2 separate regions of the Homo sapiens genome follow, and region 2 is linked to region 1. A link is a loop called in an ENCODE intact Hi-C map of the cell type or tissue named here. Cell type or tissue: IMR-90. All regions are shown on one strand. Links, peaks and the distances in the headings refer to the core of each region. The heading gives the core; the rest is flanking DNA.

Region 1 (10,335 bases), core at 1,858-6,857:
TTTGCCTTTATAGTTTTGTCATCTTCCTCATATAGGTCTTACACATTTCTTGTTAAATTTGTTAAGTACTATTCTAGACCTCAGAACCAAGAATAATATTAAACTATATTATATAGTTACATATTGTCTTAGTCTGTTTTGTGCTCCTATCACAGAATATCACAGACTGGGAAATTTATAAAGAGCAGAAATGTATTTTTTCACAGTTTTGGAGGCTGGGAAGTCCAAGATCAAGGCACCAACAGGTTCAGTTGTCTGGTGAGGGCTGCTCTCTGTTTCCAAGATGGCAGCTTGTTGCTGTATCCCCTCCAGAGGGGAGGAACATTGTGTCTTCACATGGCAGAAGACAGAAGGGCAAGCAGAACAAAATCCCTCCATTAAGCTTCTTATAAGGGGGCCTAATCCCATTCAGGAAAGGAGGAACCCTCATGACCTAATCACCTCTTAAAGACCCCACCTCTTAATATCTTTACATTGGCCAGTAAGTATTAACACCTGAATTTTGGAGAGGACACATTCAAACCGTAGCACAATATACAAGAACTAAGTATTACTTGAAGACTACATAAGATTTGTCTTTTAAAACCATCTTTACTTTGTTCCTTCTTAGTAATGGCTGTCTGAATATCTCTGGTCGTTGGAAGTTTACTCATGTGTTTACCTCTTCTTGAATCAATTTTGGTAACATTTTTTTCTAGAAAATCACCTATTTCTTCTGGACTTTCCATTTTTCTGCCCACAAACTTATAATTCCTTATTTCATCCATATCTGTGTGCAATCTCTTATCTTATTCTTGATGCTTATGGTTTCTATTTTTCTTGGTGAAACTTCTTAAAGATTTGTCTTCTGAAAGACCAGTTCTTGGTTTTATTCAATGACTCTATTTTTCTTGTTGTTAACTAATTTCCTAATTAATTCCAATTACCACATTTGTCACATTTCTCTTCTTATTTAAATAGATTTATATTTGTTTTATTCTAGTTTATTGAGTTTTAGAGGATCTGCTTATTTTCCATTTTTTGGGGGGACAGGGTCTCGCTCGGTCACCCTGGCTGGAGTGTGGTGGTACAATCTCGACTCACTGCAACCTCCAACTCCCAGGCTCGAGCAATCCTCCCACCTCAGCCTCCCAAATAGCTGGGACCACAGACAGGCATGACCACACCCAGCTACTTTTTTGTATTTTTTTGTAGAGATGGCGTCTTGCCATTTGCCAGTTGGTCTCAAACTCCTAAGCTCAAGCAATCCACCTGCGGTCCCAGCTACATAGGAGGCTGAGGCAAGAGGATTGCTTGAGTCCAGGAGGTTGAGGCTGTAGTGAGCCATATTCACTCCAGCACTCCAGCCTGGACCACAGAGCAAGACCCAGTCTCAAAAACAAAAAACAAAAACAAAACAAAACACAAGCATTTAGTCTATAAAATCTCTTCCACAGTTTTAGCTTTATAAGGGGGCCAAATCGCATTCAGGAAAGGAGGAGCCCTCATATTTTTTATGTAAAATGTTCTCATTTTCATTTATTTTAGCTTAAAACTTCTCTGATCTTAAAACTATCCAGCAGAATATTTTCAAGTTTGAAATGGTAGCTGTATTAGTTTGCCAGGGCCATCATAACAAAGTACCACAAACTGGGTGGCTTAAACAACAGAAATTTACTGTCTGACAGTCCTGGAGGCTAGAAGTCTCAGATTAAGGTGTTGGCAGGATTGGTTCCTTTGGATGGCTGTGAGGGAAGGATCTGTTTCAGGATTTTCTCTTTGGTTTGTGGATGACTGTTTTCTCCCTGTGTCTTCCCATCATCTTCCTTTTATGTGTGTGTCTAAATTTCCCCTTTTTGTAAGGAGAACAATCATATTAAATTAAGGCCCACCTTAATGACCTCACTTTAACTTCATTACCTTTGTGAGGACCGTATCTCCAAGATGGTCATATTCTGAGATACTTGGGTTAAGGATTTCAACATATGAATTTTGGGAGCCCACAAATCAACCCAAAACCACAGCTTAAAACTGTATTTAGGCTGGGCACAGTGGCTCATGCCTATAATGTCAGCATTTTATGAGACCAAGGCAGGGGGATTGCTTGAGGCCAGGAGTTCGAGACCAGCTTAAGCAAAAAAGCAAGATCTCATCTCTAGAAAAAATTTAAAAAATAAAGAAAATTAGCCAGGTGTGGTGGCCCAAACCTACAGTCCCAGCTTCTTAGGAGGCTGAAGCAGAAGCATCACTTGAGCCCAGGAGGTTGAGGCTGCAGTGAGGTATGATCACTCCACTGCAGAGCAGCCCAGCCTAGGTGACAGAGCAAGACTCTGTCTCAAAAAACAACAATAACAAAAAAACCCTATGAGTAGGGAATCACAAAAACTATATATGCCCTTGTGATTAGGGAATATGACAGGATTTTCTATTTCTGAATCTTTAAACGTTTTATCTGTGGCCAGTTCTCCCCATGGAAATGTGATAAGAAAGTATATTCTCTATTTGTAGTATTCTATTAAACTAAGCATCACTGTTAATTACTTTTATATGTGTTGTCATTTTGATCTGTCAAATGCTGAGAGAACTATTATAAATGTCCAATATAACTGTAGTTTTAAATCAAACTCGTAAATTTCTAAAGATTTTGCCTTTATGTATTCACTGATATATAATAATGCTGTATGCATAAAAGTGCATAATTTTGTTTCCTCTTCACAAGTTGTGCAGTTTTGTTCCACTATAAGACATCCCTGTTCATCACAAATTCTGCCCTAAGTTTTAGTTTCTGTAATATGATGTTGCCATCAAATCTTGTTTACATTTCTATTATTATTATTTTGATAACAGAGTCTTGCTCTGTTGCCCAGGCTGGAGTGCAGTGGTGAGATCTCAGCTCACTGCAACCTTCACTGCCTAGGTTCAAGCGATTCTCCTGTCTCAACCTTCCAAGTAGCAGGGATTACAGGCGTGCACCACCACGCCTAATTTTTTGTATTTTTAGTAGAGACGGGGTTTCGCCATGTTGGCCAGGCTGGTCTTGAACTCCTGGCCTCAAGTGATCCACCTGTCTCTGCTTCCCATGGTGCTGGGATTACGGGTGTGAGCCACTGCACTCAGCCTTTTATTCATTTATTTTAAATATTTTTTATTTCATTAACTTTTGGGGTACAAATGGTTTTTGGTTACATGGATGAATTGTATAGTGGTGAAGTCTGAGATTTTAGAGCACCTGTCACCTGAGTAGTGTATATTGTACCCAAAATAAATATATCGTTGTTTCTTCTTTTATTGTTAGCCTTTAATATAATTTTGTTTCAGGTATTTCTTAAAAAGAGCAAAGAGCTGCATTTTGTTCTTTAACCTTGAGAATACTGTCTCAATAACATTCCATTACGTGCATATACCACATTTTGTTTGTCCATTTATCCACTGATGGACATTTGGGTTGTTTCCACCTTTTGGTTACTATGAGTACTGCTGCTATGAACATATGTGCTTTCAATTCTTTGGGCATATACCCAGAAGTAAAATTGCTGGATCATATGGTAATTACATGTTTAATTTTTTGCAGAACCACCAATATCATTTTCCACAGTGGTTGCACTATTTTACATTCCTACCAACAGTGCAAAAGGGTTCTAATTTCTCCACATCCTCAACACCACTTGTTTTCTATTTGTTGTTTTAATAGTAGCCATTCTCATGAGTGTTCAGTGTAATCTCTTTGTGGTTTTGATTTGCCCTTCCCTAATGGTTAGTGATGTAGAGCATATTTTCATGTGCTTATTAGTCATCTGTGTATCTTCTTTGGGGAAATGTCTGTTCAAATCCTTTGTCCATTTTTAAACTGGGTTATTCACTTCTTGTTGAGTTCATTTTAGTTTTCACTGTGTACTTTATATTGGAAAAAATTTAAGTTTTCTAATACTCACCTTGCCCCTTATATTTTCAAATTCCACTCAAAACTTGCATTCTCAGTTTCTTAAAAGTCCTGCTGCAGCTGCATCCCAGTTTAATATACAGGATTTTCATTACTGTTGAGTTCTAACATTTTTTCTTATATGACTTATTTGACTAAAAAAAATAAATTCTTTAGAAATGTGATTCTAAATTTTAAATGTATAGGTTTTAATTGTATTTTTACTACTAATTACATTGCATTGTAGTCAACAATGTAGTCAAAGAATGCAGTCTATAAGATACAGATTCATTGATGCTGGAGACTTGCTTCATGGCCTATTGTGTGGTCAATTATTAATAATTTTTTGATGTGTCTTGAGAAATACATTTCTTCAATTGCTGGATATGAGGTTCTACATGTGTCCACCTGATCAAATTTATTCAAGTCTATATATTTACCAATATTTTTGTTGTTTGATCATCAACTGAGAGAAGTATACTGAAAGGTCCCACTGTGACAGTAGACATTTATAAATTTCTTCTTGTGGTTCTACAATTTTTTGCTTTATACATTTCTGAGGTTATTAGGTACAATACATACACGTTTACATTGTCATATCTTTTTAAGCCTTTTAATTAGTAATGATCCTCTTTATCCCTAACAGTGCTTTTTAATCTTAAGAACTGTTACATTTAATTAATTAACCCATTTATTAGATATTAGTAAATCCATATTTCTTTTGATTGGAATTTGCATGGTATGTAAGAAAAAGATACTTATATTTTCTGAGTCTTTATGTTTTAGGGGTGTGTGTCTTATAAATAAGATTCAGCAGGAGTTTTCAAAAATCCAACATGATAAAAATCTGTCTTTAATTGGGTACATTTAATCCATTTTTTCCTACTATTTTACTTTGTGCTTTTCCTCTATGTGATTTTTATTTCCCCTCCTTTCTTGTTTTTTAAATTGATTCAGGAGTTGTTTCTGTTTTCTTTTTTCCTTTACTGGTTTGGAAATAATATACTTTATTTTTATTGTTTTCAAAATTTCACCATGCATACTTGAAGTTAAACTGAAAAGTTAATCAAATCTTGATCTATCTTTCATAGAACAGAAGACCTTTAGACATTCCTTGCTCACACATTACTTCTGTTCAGTATTTTAGTTCTTTAATTCCACAATTTATATTTTATTTTTATTTAGATATTTTCAGATTTATCCAAATAATTTAAATTACCCAATCTTATAGACCATTTAAATTCAAATTCTGTGTTTACATTTCTTGTTTATCATTTCTCTCTTTAAAATTGAGACAGGATCTTGCTCTGTTGCCCACACTGATGTGCAGTGGTGCAATCATGACTTACTGCAGTCTCAACCTCCCTGGTTCAAGTGATCCTCCTACCTCAGCCTCCTGAGTAGCTGGGACCACAGGCACAAGCCACCAATGCTTAGCTATGTTGCCCAGGGTGGTCTCAAACTTCCGGGATCAAGTGATCGTCCTGTCTTGGCCTACCAAAGTGCTGAGATTATGGGTATGAGCCACCACACTCAGCCTTTGCCATTTCTTTTCATATCTCAGACTTCCCTTTAGGATCCTTTAGGATCAAAGGATAACCTTTAGATGTTCTTTTAATGTACATCTCTTGGTGTTAAATTTTATCAGTCTTTGTTTACTGAAAATGTCTATGTTTAATCATCATTCCTTTTTTTATTTTGAAATTATCATGCTGTAAAATTAAATTTTATGTGTGTGTAAAGTTCTACAAGTTTTAGCAAGTATACATTCATTCAACCACCATCATCAGTGAGGATACGAAATAATTCTCTCACCCCCAGAAGTTCTCTCATGCTACCCCTTTGTGGTCAAACCCTCTTGCCTTCTCCAACTCCTGATCCTACTATCTGTTGTTCATTCCCACGGTTTTGCCTTTCCAGGATGTTATATGAACATAATCATAGAATATAACCTTTCACACTGACTTCTTTCACTCATACAATGCCTTTGGGTTACCTGTTATTGTGGGTATCAGCAGCATATCCCTTTATATTGCTGAGTAATATTCCCTGTATGGAGGTTACACGGTTTGTTTATCCATTCACCCATTGAAGGATTTTTAAGTCGTTTTCAGTTTTAGTGGATCATGAATTCAGGTACAGGTTTTTGTGTGTACACAAGTTTTCATTTATCCAGGCTAGCATGAAGGTTTACCGAGAGGTAGGATTGCTGGAAACTTAGATAAGTGTATGTTTAACTTTATGAAAAGCTTCCAAATTGTTTTCCAAAGTGGTTGTGCTATTTTGCATCTCCACTAGGAATATGAGCATTCCAGTTGCTCCATATTCTCATCAGCACTTAAACTGTTGTATTTTAAAAGTTGCTGTAGCCATTCTATAAATGATGTGTACTGGTATTTCACTGTGGTTTTAGTTTGAATTTTGTTAATGGTAATGATGTCAAGCATCTTTTCATGTGCTTATTTGCCAACCATGTATTTTCTTTGGTGACATGTCTGTTGAAATCTTTTGCTCATTTTCTAATTGAGTTGGTTGTTTTATTGTTGACTTTTGAGAAATGTTTATACATTCTGGCTACATGGCTTTGGTTGAACATGTAGTTTGCAACATTTCTCTTAGGCTGCAGCTTGTCTTTTCAGCCTCTTAACAGTGTTTTAGCAGAGGAGAAGTTTGTTAATTTTCTTTTTTTTTTTTTTTTGAGATGGAGTCTGGCTCTGTCGCCCAGGCTGGAGTGCAGTGGCACGATCTCGGCTCACTGTAAGCTCTGCCTCCCGGATTCACGCCATTCTCCTGCCTCAGCCTCCCAAGTAGCTGAGACTACAGGCACCTGCCACCACACCCAGCTAATTTTTTGTATTTTTAGTAGAGATGGGGTTTCACCATGTTAGCCAGGATGGTCTTGATCTCCTGACCTTGTGATCTGCCCGCCTCAGCCTCCCAAAGTGCTGGGATTACAGGCGTGAGCCACCGTGCCTGGCCGTTAATTTTCATAAAGTACAATTTATCAATTATTTTTTATGAATTATGCTTTGGGTGCCATATCACAGAATTTTTTCCAAACCCAAGGCCAGAAGGATTTTCTCATATATTTTCTTCTGTAAGTTTTACATTTAGCTCATTTTGAGTTATTTTTTATATAAGATGTGAGCTATAGATCAACAACCTTTTTTTCTTAATATATGTAGAATTGTTTATCATTTGTCGAAAAGACCATCCCTTCTCCCTGAATTGCCTTTGCACATTTGTCAAAAAACAAAAACATTCACGAGTCTTATTTTAAACTCTCTTCTGTTTCACTGATCTCTATGTCTTTCACTAATACCACATTTTATTAGTATAGCTTTGAAGTAAGTATGAAAATTGAGTAATGTGACTTCTCCAACTTTATTAATCACATTCAAAATTGCTTTGGTTATTTTAGTTATTTTGTTTTTCCATATAAAATTAATGTCAATTTCTCTATAGATGCAATAAAAAGTAATAGTGCTAAATTGGGGGAAATTGACATCTTTACTACACAGAGTCTTCAAATCCATCAATCCATGAACACAGTACACTTCATTTATTTAGGTCTTCTTTAACTTCTTTCATCAACTTTTGTAGTTTTCACATGTTCTGCACATTTAGATTTATAGCAAGTAATTTAGTTTTTGAAACAAATGTAAATAATAATGTTTTAAATGTCAGTTACCAATTGCATTAATTATGCCTTTTAATTTATTTCTGATGTTTTGAAATCTGGGCCCTTGCTGATCCTGGAGAGACTACCCCTCCCAGGGCTAATCAATTCCTAGAGAGAGTAAAAGACTAACCTTTAAGCGTGCCTTTCATATGCAAACCAACCAATCTAAAGCTCACATCCCCAACTACCTGCATTATAGAGCTCTTATGCTCCAAGCCACTATTTCTCTGCTCTAATCACCCCAGGGCCAAGTACCAGACACTTAGAGATAGCCCCTACACCCCAAAACTGCTGAAATTATTCAAACTAGCCAAGCCTAAGCCTGCTTACCCTGCCTCATCCATTCTTTCATGTGGAAACCACAACAAAGGCTCTTGCCCACGTTTTCCTTCTGTTCCTTCTGCCTCCTGATCGACCCTGATGCATCCCCATATGGCCTTGTGTGGTGTGACACGGCCCCTCCTCTTGGGAACTGTAAGTAATAAACTATCTTCTCAATGGTAGTGGTGTCCTGATCTGTTGGCCTCACTATACCTGCTTAATAATAAACTCTATATCTTAAAACACCAATGTTGATTGCTAGTATAGAGAAATATGATGAATTTCTGTATGTTGACCTTGTGTTCTATGACCTTAGGAAACTCATTTACTGTTTATAAGCATTTACTTGTAGACTCCTTGAACTTTTCTACATGGACAATCATGTCATTTGTGAATATGAATAGTTTTATTTCTTTTTATTTTTCTTACTTTATTGTACTGGCTAAGATTTCTAGTGAGAGACTAAGCAGTGAGAGTAGATATCCTGTGTTGTCTGATCTCAGGGGGAAAGCATTTAGTCTTTCACTACAAAGTATAACGTTAGCTATAGGTTGTTTTTGTTTTAGTACATGCCTTTATCAGTTTTAGGAAGTTCCCTTCTATTCCTAGTTTGCTGAGAGCTTTTATCATGAATGGATGTTGAATTCTGACATACAGATATATGTCATCTATATGTCATACATACATTATATTCTGTATACATATATATACATATGGATATTAGCATCAAGTCTTCTTTAGACTATTAATATTACAAAGACTGATTTCAGTTGAACAAGATTTGCATTCTAAGATAAATCCCACATGGCTGTATTGTTCTTTTTATGTATTGCTGATTCAATTTCTTAATATGTTGATCAGAATTTTTATGTGTACAGTATAAAGAATACTAATCTGTACTAGTCTTATAGTTTATCTGGTTTTAGTATCAGTGTAACACTGGTCTCAAAAAATGAGTTGGGAAATACTGCATACTCTTCCAGTTTTCTAGAAGAAATTGTGTAGAACTGCTATTTCTTTAAATAAGAAGAAATGTGGTAGAATTCATCACAAAAAAACATCTAGGCTTCTGTTTTTCTTTTTCAGAAAGTTTTTAACTACAAATTCATTCTTTAATTTCTTTTTAAATAATTTTTAGTAGTTTGTGGCTCTCAAAAAAAAAATGGTCCATTTCATTTACACTGCAAAATTTATGTCAATTGAGTTCCTTACAGTGCTCCATTCCTGACACTGGTAATTTGTGTCTTATTTTTTGGTTAGGCTGGCTTTTCAAAAGTAGCAGCCTTGGGTTTTATTGATTTTCTTTAATGTTTTTCTGTTTCCAATTTCATTAATTTGTTCTTTATTATTTCCTTTATTCTATTTGCTTTGGTTTTATTTTACTTTTCTTTTTCTAGTTTCTCACAATAGAACTTAAATTACTGATATGAGACTCCTTTTCTAATACAAGCATTTAATTTTATAAATTTCCTTCCAAGCACTGCTTTAGGAGCATCCTACAAATATGTTGTATTTATATTTTTGTTCAGTTCAAAATATTTTCTAATATCCCTTGACATTTCCTCTTTGACCCATAGATTACTTAGGAATGTGTTATTCAATTTCCAAATATTTGAGGAGTAAATCTCCATATATATGTTACTGGTTTCTAGTTTAAATCTTTATGATTAAAGAATACATTTTGTTTAATTCTAGTTCTTTTCAAATTGTTAAGGGTGGTTTTGATCCAGGATACCATCCATCTTGGTAAATGTGCACTGAAGTAGCATGTGTTTTCTGCTGTTGCTGCATAGAGTGTTCTATACATGTCAATTAGGTTCATTTGATTGACGATGTTGCTCAATTCTTTTATATTGTTGTTGATTTTTCTGTCTACTTGTCATATCCATTACTGAGAGAGAAGTGTTGAAGTCTCCAATAATAATTGTGGATTTGTTCATTTCTCCTTTTCATTCTGCTAGTTTTTATTTCATGTATTTTGAAGCTCTATTATTAGGTACCTACAAATTTAGGACTGTTAGTGTCTTCTTGGTGAATTGACTCTTATCATTATGTAATGTCCTTCTATACCTTTGGTAATTTTCCTTGCTCTTTGTTTTGACTAGTATTTACATGGTATATCTTTTTCTATACTTTTAATCTACCTACATCATTATATTTAAAGTGGATTGCTTGTAAACACATTTTGGTCTCTTTTTTAAATCCAATCTGATAATATCGTGCCTTTTAGTTGGTGTATTTAGGTCATTTACATTTAATGTTAGTATTGATAGGTTTGGATTTAAGTCTACTAGTTTATTTTCTGCTTGTCCACTATGTTTTTAGTTCCTCTCTTTCTCCTTTCCCACCTTCTTCTGCATTACAGTATTTGAATATTTCTTTGATATTCCATTTTATCTATTGCATCTTTGTATAGGGTGTGTGTGTGCGTGCG
Region 2 (10,335 bases), core at 2,654-7,653, 200 kb before region 1:
GGAAAAATCTTTCTCCCCACAGACATCATTTTTCAGTGAGTGAAAAAAGTTTCCAAATATCTGTCTGTTTCAGAATCCATTTAGGCAATCTTAATCATCTCAACTCCGTTTCCTTATTATTCTAGAGCCTAGTCATTTTTTCCCCTCTAGAGTTAAGTTGCACTGCATATAGAAATGCATGGGTTTTATCCAAAACTTGTGATTTATTTTAGGTGGGTTCTTTCTTTACTCACATAAAGTAGCATTATGCATAAAAATTTAAAAATTTCCAACCCATGATTTTTTAAAAAGTAACTTGCCTCCCCCACTGAAGTAATGTCCAGATAATACAATAAATAAAAACTCTATTCTTTGCCATCTAGCTTTTAAAATTGGGCAAGAGTGAGCGTTTACTGAAATTTGCTCCATTGCATAGAGCATAAATACTGTTTTAAGAGAAAAATGGGAAGATCTAAGCAAATGGGGATGTAGTCTGTTTTTCTGCTCTTGAATTGGAGGAGCTATTTTGCATTTCCTCAAAATCTAGAAGTAACTGGGGCAGGCTGGGATTACTATGTGTTGGGCAAGAGGGTGAGGAAGAGGAGGAGGGAGAAGAAATGAAGAGGAGGAAATGGAAGAAAGAAAAAGGGAGGAGGAGGGAAATGGCTCTCTAGAGGGACTTCCCTAAGCAAGGCCAGGGCAGTGCAGGTAATAAGTATCTGAATACAGAAGAGCTTATTGGCGGTTTGTGACCAACTCCCTCACTGGGCATCCCTCCAGGTAGGGGTTTAGTGGAAGGCAGAGTTTCATGGGTGCGCAACTTGGGCAGTGGCACAGTCTGGTGCTCAGAAGGCCCACACTCAGTGTAAGGCTCTGCTGTCATCATCTTGAAATTCTTACTAATCTTATTTTTGAACTTGTGTTCTGTACATAAAGTCTGATGGGACACGGAACACATACATGAGCAGAGAAGACATTTGCAATATTCATGTTTCCTGTTCCTTATCACCTCATTTGCATAAAGAACCCATGATGCTTAATAAGCACAAAATTTCAGCGGTCCCACAATGCATGAGAATTCAACAAGACTCAAAAAGACTAAGTGTAAAAAAAAGGGAAGCGTCTGATGCCTACAACTGAGTAAGCAGGGCAGCAGAAAGCCCCAAGAGGCCATGCTTTCCATTAGAAGACGTGCTTTCCAGAATTTGCTTCAAATGCAGGAAGAAGTAGTGGAATTCTAAGAAACACAGATGAACTGGGCGCAGTGGCTCACGCCTGTAATCCCAGCACTTTGGGAGGCAGAGGCAGGCAGATCACCTGAGGTCAGGAGTTCGAGACCAGACTGGCCAACATGACAAAACCCCATCTCTACTAAAAATACAAAAATTAGCTGGGCGTAGTGGTGCGTGCCTGTAGTCCCAGCTACTCGGGAGGCTGAGGCAGGAGAATCACTTGTACCTGGGAGGCAGAGGTTGCAGTGAGCCAAGATCGTGCCATCGCACTCCAGCCTGGGCAATAGAGTGAGACCGTCTCAAAAAAAAAAAAAAAAAAAGAAAGAAAGAAACACAAGTGGCCAAGGAACCCTATCACATCCTTTCTTATTCATGTTGCTTCCCTGTAATAGTCACCACTTACACTGAAAAAGATGACATAAAAGGAAAGGGAAAGATAGGGCAAATCATAGTTTCCTTTCCTTTCAGATCCCCCTTGCTTATCAGTAAGCCGAAGGTAGAGAGGGTTGATAGCATATGCACTTATCAAGCAGTGAAAGAAGACAAGCTGAGCTTGTTTTGTGCAGAATATTTACTGTTCTGGTGAGAACAAAATACATATGCATGTATGAGGTACAAAATGTGAATTGTGCAATTTTGGTGATTCTACATACAAGTTAAATGTTCCTATATTTGCATTTATAACTGATGTTGCACAATATAAAAATGAATGGTGGCTGGGCGCGGTGGCTCACGCCTGTAATCCCAGCACTTTGGGAGGCCAAGGTGGGCAGATCACCTGAGGTCAGGAGTTCGAGACCAGCCTGGCAAACATGGCGAAACCCCATTTCTACTAAAAGTACAAAAATTAGCTGGGCTTGGTGGTGGGCGCCCGTAATTCCAGCTACTCAGGAGGCTGAGTCAGGAGAATTGCTTCAACCCAGGAGGCGGAGGTTGCAGTGAGCTGAGATCGGCCACTGCACTCCGGCCTGGGTGACAAGAGTGAGACTCCATCTCAAAAAAAAAAAAAAAAAGAATGGTAAAATTCATGCTAATAATTTTAACTTAAAATTTTTCTTTAGTACAACATCACATAGCAAATAAGAACACATCATGACAACTAGGGAAGAAAGGAAAAACCTTTATAATTTAGTATCTTTAACGGTATTTCCCCCTGCTTTTTGAACAAGGGGTCCCACATTTTCACTTTGCACTGGGCCCCACAAATTCTATAGCTGGCCTAGGGGAAGGTGTGCAGGTGTGGTGCTGGAGCCAGGCGGAAGGTTGGGGGCTGGAATTGTAAAGCTTATCTGGTTACATTTAAAAAACAACTCTGAGTACCTTGATAAGGTATTTCTTTCTTTTTTCTTAATAATTTCTCTTAAAACCAAATAATACGGTTTGGCTGTGTCTCCACCCAAATCTTACCTTGAATTCCCACATATTGTGGATGGGACCCAGTGGAAGGTAATTGAATCATGGGGGCAAGTCTTTCCTGTGCTAGTCTCGCGATAGTGAATAAGTCTCACGAGATCTGACAATTTTAAAAAGAAGAGTTCCCCTGCGCAAGTTTTGTTTCTTTGCCTCCTGCAGTCTGTGCCTTCCACCATGATCATGAGGCTTCCCCAGCCACACAGAACTGTAAGTCCAATTAAACCTCTTTCTTTTGTAAATTGCCCAGTCTCAGGTATGTCTTTATCAGGAGCGTGAAAACAGACTGATAAACCAAATACCATGCTTCTCCAAAGCACTCCGCCCCTGGTATATTTCCGGGAGATAAGCCCGTTTTTCATATGAGAACAGTGAGCTCCAAGGAGCGGCCTGCCCTTGGCTTCTGTTCCCAGGGCGAGTGTGAAGGCTGAGCTTTTCCGTTCCCTCTTCCATGGAGCTTGGCTGGTTCCTATGAACTGCAAGTTAAGGTTTGTTATTTTATAGTCCATTAAACAATCTTTTATAAAAATTAAAAACAAGTTATAATGTAAATGTAAACAAAAAGCTAACGTAAAAAGGTTAAAAAAATTATTTTGGTGACTTTTTTTTTCAAGGCCTGAAAGCCGCAATCAGATATTGTTATAATTTTAGGTGTCATAGATCATATCTTACATTTGTTTTTGTATTTATAACTCTGTGGGATTTACCAATCTTAGGGCTATAATACTTTTTATAACATAAGTGGAAGCTGTTTCCCAGGTTTGACTTGTTAGTCTTCTCTTCTGCCGTTAATTTATTGGTTTGTTCTACGTATTTTACAAAATCCAAACCTTGAGAAACAAGGCTTGACAATTTAGCTCCATATACACTTCAAAACTTAAGAAATGGGGAGATGTGTTTCATTTATATTCTTTATTATTCATTTGACTTACAAAGTATATAGGCATGGAAATTGCCTGTCAGTTTTACTACTGAAAGCCCCAGCTACTCTTACTTAAGATTAAAGTCATTCTTTTTATAATCACTCACTTTCCTCCAAGAAAATTCTCTGTGTGGGGGGAAGTTTTCGATGGAGAAGGATTCTGTGTGGACTTCCAACCCTTTAACCTAGGTTATAGTGGGATGTTAAGTCAGGAAATGACATATCGGGGCAGGAATCAGTTGTGCTCCCTCCCAAGTCTATTTTAAAGCACTTTCCATTTTAAATATAGCAATAAAATATCAGCCTCGAAATGTCTGATAAGGATAAAAGCAATAGATCCAAATCCAATCTAAATCTGACACTGCTAGGAACAAGAATTCACATTGGTAAGTCAGGACTCATTTATGGGGCCATAAATGGGTGGGCCAGCTATAATTTGGGTATTAAACTTGTAAAATATATTGATGGTATGGAAGAGCTAAATAAATAATTTACTACAAAAAAATTGGAAATCTTTACATGGTACTTAATTGACCAGTTGGTCTCCCAGATTCTCAGTGCTCCTTGCTTTGCATTTATGTGTTTTTCATAGGCTGGATTTTCCTTTTCCTCACTTGAGTTTAATTTCCCTCTGCAATGAATGATCACAAGTTAGTGCATTTCTGAAAACACACACAGTTTCCATTTAAAATTTTGCCAATCCATTACAGGCCTTTGACAATTTCATTTACCTGTTAGGAGGATAAATGTACCCCCACGTTCTGCCTGTTCCAGGATAAGACAAATTTCTTTCTGGCCTCAAAAAGCCTTTTCAGTACCACATCTTATATTCCTGTGCTGAGCACATAATGGGAGGGGCTTCAAGGAGATGCTTTACAAAATTTACTGAATCTTTTTGCTTGGTATTTTGGGAATCTGCTGAATAGAGAAAAAAAGTGATTTTAGAAAGATCTGTCACGGCCTCCTACACATCTGTGAGGTGCTAAGTGTGGTTGGAGAAGGGAAAGGAGAATGAAAATATGGAAACTCAAAGTAAGACAGTGTTATTTATGTATGTATCCAGGAAAACAAGATTTCTTGGACGATTTTAAATTTATTTAATAGTAACAGTATCTCATATGTGTATAACAATTACTTGTTTCCAAAGACTTTCGTATCTTTTATTTTTTCACCTCTTGTGATATTCCGCCAAAGTAAACAATAGAGGTATTACAATGGCCAGTTTTACTAGATGAGAAAACTGAGGTTTGGGTAAATTGGGACTTGCACAAAGTAGTTTATACAGCAAATTGGCTGGTGCTTAGAGCCCGATTCTTCAGAATCCCAGGTTGACTCTACTGTGAAGGATCATTTTGTGCTTTCACTGGCAGGTAATAGAAAGGCCACCCCAAGCAAGCTTAAATAATAAAGAGTTGCATTGGCTTGTGTAATGAGAAACCAAGACGGGGTGGGCTTCAGGCTTGGTTCCATCTAGGTTTTGACTCTGTTTTTCTGCAGTTCTTTCTGTTCTGTGCCCTTCTGGGAGCTGACTTTGGCTTCTGGCTGGTGGTTGGTAGCAATTGAGGCAGCATGCCTCCTAGTTCACCCCTACCAGGTTGACAGTCTGATGTCCCCATTGTTATCTCTTAAAAGCAAGGTAGGACTTTCCTGGAAACTTCCAGCAAGATTTTTCTTTCTCCAGAATTGGAGTGCATGACATCCTCAGTCAGTGACTAGCGTGGACCATGGGATTACTTTGATGAGCTTAGTCTAATCAAAGCCAATTCTGAGTGACTGGTTATTCTGAAGAGGGAATCTATCTGAACAAAAGCAGGATCCTTGTAGGAAGAAAGAGGTGAGAATGGGTGATGGGTAGACAATCAACAGAGTCCTCTACAGTTACTTTGTAAGATTTCAGTAGGCCACACGTTTGAGGAAATCCATGTGTTTGTTATGGAACAAGGTAGCCAAAGAGACCTTTTTCGTTTGGCCAGAGGGACTGATGAAACAACTAAATCCTGGTTGTTTCGCAGTCTCTTATGCAGCTTCTTGTTTCCCCAGCAGCATCTGTGCTCTCCCACATGGCTTCTGCTTGGTCTTCTGCCAGACCCTGGGCTTCTCACAGGCACAATGGCTGTGCCTTACGCTCAGGAAAGCCAGGGTTTGCCAGAAGCACTCACTCCCCGAGTCCCTAACTTCATCCTCTCCTAGACCCCATTTCTGAAGTGAAAGTACACAGAGGAGTTAGTCATAGAGAGTCTTGTGCAATTCTAAGAGGGAAAATGGGTGAGAGTTCATTGTTTTCCCTGAAGCAAGGCTTGGCAGTCCAAAATATTCCCCAATGTGCTGAAGTTAGTTTACCAGCAATGTGTTTTTCTTATACCAAACTGCTGTCCGAGCCACAACCTTGTTGAAAAGAGTAGGGCCATACAGCTTACACAACTCTATCTGTCCTCCCCGACAATTACCTTATAGAACAGTACGCACTAGGAAACTTTAAATTTTTTGTCTGGAGAATCCTTGGTGTTCTAAATATGCAAAGCCTTCATCGCATCAGGCACCACCTCTTACCCTGAAGACAAGCCACACTCTGGCTGTTAATCTAGGCCCAGCCAAACACACCAGGGTCTGATGGGCCAGATCCCACAGTACAGAGGATGTATGCTCAGAGAGCACTGCTTAAAATGGAGGTCGCTGGAGATGCTGAGGAGGAGGTGCCCAGCTTCCTTTAATACCATCGTGTGTTTTCAAGTGGAAGATTCATTTAAGCAGGGGAAAATACCTTCTCCCTAGGCTTCAGGCCCAGGTAGGTAATAAAAAGCAAAGAACACAACTCCAAACCCCAAACACTATGTCTTTTTAAATGACGTTTGAGGCTTAGTTACTCACGTGTGACTAGCAGGATTGGTGTCATAATTTGCAGGGCTCTGTGCAAAATGAAAATGTGAACTCCTTGTTCAAAAATTATTAAGAATTATACGACAGTGACAGCAAAGCATTAAATCAAGCATGGAGCCCTTTTAAGCACAGGCCCTATGCAACTTCACAGGTCTTACACCTACAAAGCCAGACTTGGTGACTGTGCTCTGTAAAGTGACAGAGCACATTTTCTCTCACTATTTACTGTAGCTATTTCTTAGCTCTAAACAGTCATTTCCTTTCAAAGAGCTCGGAACATGGAAAACTAAATAGTTTGGATATTAAGAATTCTTTTAATTGAAGGAGGAGAGCCTAGAGACAGATAAAATTGTGAGTTTTTGTTCTGGAGTCAGCCTTGATTTGCTAGAGTCAAACCTGGTTTGATTGTGCTTTAATCTCTGAATCGCCTTCAGTGAATCGCTTCAGTCTCAAAGTCATTGTCTCATTTATTGTAAAGCAGGGGCAATTCTTGTGCCTACCTTATTGGACTTCTAGAAGAATTAAATGTAATATTGAATGTAAAGTACTTAGCATAATGCCTGGCTCATATTATTGCTCAACAAATATTAGCAATTGCCATAATAATTATGAACTGAGAAAGGGATGGTTGAGGACTGAGACTCCTCGAAGGATATCGTAGGATTCGGGGGTTTAATTTATGTTCTGTTTGCCTGAGCCTAGTTACCACTAGAAAGTTTAAAAATGTTTTCTGATGATATATTCTTTATTTGTAGAAAATTTTAGAAAAAAAAGCGAAATTTATACATGGATTAATCATTCAAAGGTAACAACTGTTAGTTTTTTAATGTATTTCCCTGAAATTTTCTTTTTTGCATGTATGTGTATGAGAATTGTACCCTAGTGTAGCTTTAGTTTTATATTCTGCTTCCTCCCCTTCCTGTAAATATCACCTTATGGCATTAAATTGCTTTAAAAATTTTTCATGACAGCTTAATTCTGTATTGTGCAGATGTTCCATAATTTGTTTCCCTATCTCATGGACTTTTAAGCCATTTTCCATTTTTCAGTATTGTAAATTATGCTATGAATGGCCATGTGCATATATCGCTGATCACCTCTGACTATTCCTGTCTTAGAGAAGAGTCCTCTTTTAAAGAAGGGATCTAGAAATGCATGGGTTAAGCCTCTTGCCATGTATGATACTTCCAAAATGATTGTACCAGTTTCTCTCCCATCAGGTAGGGATAGGGGGATCCTATCTTCCAAGACCTTCTCCAACATGGAGCTATTTGTAAACCTTTGACCATTTGATAGGCACAAAAGTTGTCATATCTATAATACTCTGTTGCTTTGACCAATAGTGAGATTGGGCATATTTTCATGTTTATTGAGTATGTTTACTATTTACTAAGTATTTATGTTTCTTTGTGAATCATAAGTTCATGGCTTTTTGCCAGTTTTTCTATTGGGCAATTTGATTTGTGCCCAATTATTATCTGTTTTTTGCTCAATTATATTATTTTTAATAAGGTACCCCAGATTCTTACCTCTCCTAATAATGCATAATGAATACATCAGGTAGTTTTCTGTAATAATGCAGTGTTACTTCTAAAAACATTTAGGACCAGAACAGAGTACGAAGTGGTGAGATGGTAAGGTATTTGACAAATATGGCTATTGACAGCTTCTTTCACCATCATAGTCATGTTAGGTGAAACTTGCTTTTTAAGAAAAATTATTACAATACTAATAGAGAGCAATTCTTCCATATTTTACAGGGTTATCATCAAATGTTAGTAGTAATTAGGACTGTGATTTTTATTTTATTTTATTTTATTTCCTATTATTCCTTGTATTTTTCAAAATTTATATCCTGAACACATATAGCCTTTTATTATCCGTTTTACAGTTAAACAATAAAAACAAACAAATTCAAAGACCTAGTAATGGCTAGAATAAGCCTGTAATATTTTTGTTTCATATGATTTAGCAGAACTGAAGTTGCAAGTAAAATTATTTGACAAATTACAAATGAGCTATTTAGTCCTATTACCTTTTTAGTCTTTATACAATCCAATCTTGCAGTTGCCTGCACTCCCCTAAAGGGGATGTAATGCAGTGGGTACCACAATAGGATATCGGGTCAACTAGATCTGAGGTCACATCCACATAGCCTCATGTTGGTTGTGTGACCCTGGACATTAACATTTTTGTGCCTTAATTTTGTTTCTTTTAAGATGGGGACAATAATATCTTCCTCTTCCTAATAAGGTTGTTGTGAGAAATAAATGAGAGTATTTAACACAGCCATAGGCACCCAGTAAGTGCTCAACAAATAGACTTCATTTTTATTAAATAGAGTTGATGTTAAGCCTATTTGAACAAATACATTGGATTCAGTGACAGCACTGAAAGTCAAGCCTACAGAGGCCTTTTTTTATGCCTCTTGTGCCTTCACCCTGAGCAAGTGATGTCAAGGGACAAAGTCCACTGCGATCACACCTGCCTGCCAAATAGGGTCTCATGTAGAACAGACCACTGTTCTCCCAGGAAAGGCCCCGTGTGGCTGTGTGTGTAGACTTCTCTGTCTCTGTCTCTGTCTCTGAGTCTCTCCCTGGCTCGCCCTCTCTGTTTCCCACACACCACACATCCACACACCCACACACTCACAGACTCACACACTGCACACTTACACATCACACACACACTTTCATACACCACACACTCAGACTCACACACACACCATACACACTTACACCACACATTCACAAACCACACATTAACACATACCACACACACACCACACACTCAGACTCACACACATGCCGCACACTCTCACATATCACATGCTCAAACACCCACACATTCAGACACACCGCACACACACACACCACACACTCACACATACACCACATGCTCACACCACACAGACTCACACCACACACATACACTTACATAACCACACAGACTCAGACACTCATACACCACATGCTCACCCACCACAGACTCACACACACCACACACTCATACAATCCCACACTCACACACCACACACACTACACACTTACACACCCACTCACCACACGCTCACACAGCACACACTCCTACACTACAAACACAACACATTCACAAACCACACATTAACACCCACAAACCACACACAGACACTCACACCCCACACACGACACTCCCACACACCACACACCCACCTCACACACTCCTATACCACACAACACATTCACAAACAACACATTAACACCCACACACCACATACACCACACACACACCACACCCTCTCTGATCTGAGCAAGTTGTTGTGGGCAGAAGAAAAATATTTTTTCCTTGCGCTCATCTTAAGTTTATTGGCTGGGGCCCTGGTAATAAAAGACAGAGAAGAGCACACACATTTATGTGATCTAAGTTTTCTGACACACGGGAGACCATCAGGAGACACAGAGCCGAAGGAGCAGTTAAACCCGTGTGTTTCTCTGCTAGGTTTGAGGAAGAGCGAAGAGTGTTGGAGAATATGACAAGACAAAGGAGGTCTGAATGAAATGTTAGGCCTGGGGACCTTAGTAAGGCCTGCTCGTCCACATTCCTCCCAGCATCCCTGCGTCTTCAGAGGCAACACTGCTGCTTCTCTCTGGGTCTAGGGGGTCACCTCTCTCAAGAGGGGCTTATGACCTGCTTCAGGGGAAGGTCAGAAGCTCTGTCTTGCACATGCTATTTCTCAAATTCCTTCAGCTTAAGATATTCAATATACCCCATGCCCTATTTTGGAGTAGCATGTCCTGAACCCCGTTATGTGGTGATGGAGGGTATACATTAGTTGATTACTTTCCACTGATTTTCACTGTACACGAGGTTGTAACCACAAATATGGTGGCAGTCAGTGAGAAGTTTAAATGACAGAATGCGTTCCCTTTAAATGTG

Evidence for each region. Peaks named below come from ENCODE experiments on the same cell type or tissue, not always from the same donor. Only the 100,000 strongest peaks of a DNase experiment are listed, where the experiment ranks them.
Region 2: it touches region 1 in a loop (1.9-fold over the local background); 1 of 110 quality-filtered maps calls a loop at or near these places.

Annotation. Positions count from the first base shown.
Region 1 is chr7:27,557,321-27,567,655 of GRCh38, forward strand. The region is part of intron 4 of HIBADH (3-hydroxyisobutyrate dehydrogenase); the gene reads right to left. Among named protein-coding and RNA genes, the nearest start is that of TSL, 53 kb to the right of the region's middle. RefSeq lists an enhancer at 7,465-8,217. In IMR-90, for the core only: no CTCF peak of the experiment used is centred there; a DNase peak (open chromatin) is centred at 3,741.
Region 2 is chr7:27,358,862-27,369,196 of GRCh38, forward strand. No RefSeq gene overlaps it. Among named protein-coding and RNA genes, the nearest start is that of EVX1-AS, 120 kb to the left of the region's middle. In IMR-90, for the core only: no CTCF peak of the experiment used is centred there; a DNase peak (open chromatin) is centred at 5,720; H3K4me3 peaks cover 305 bases; H3K27ac peaks cover 479 bases.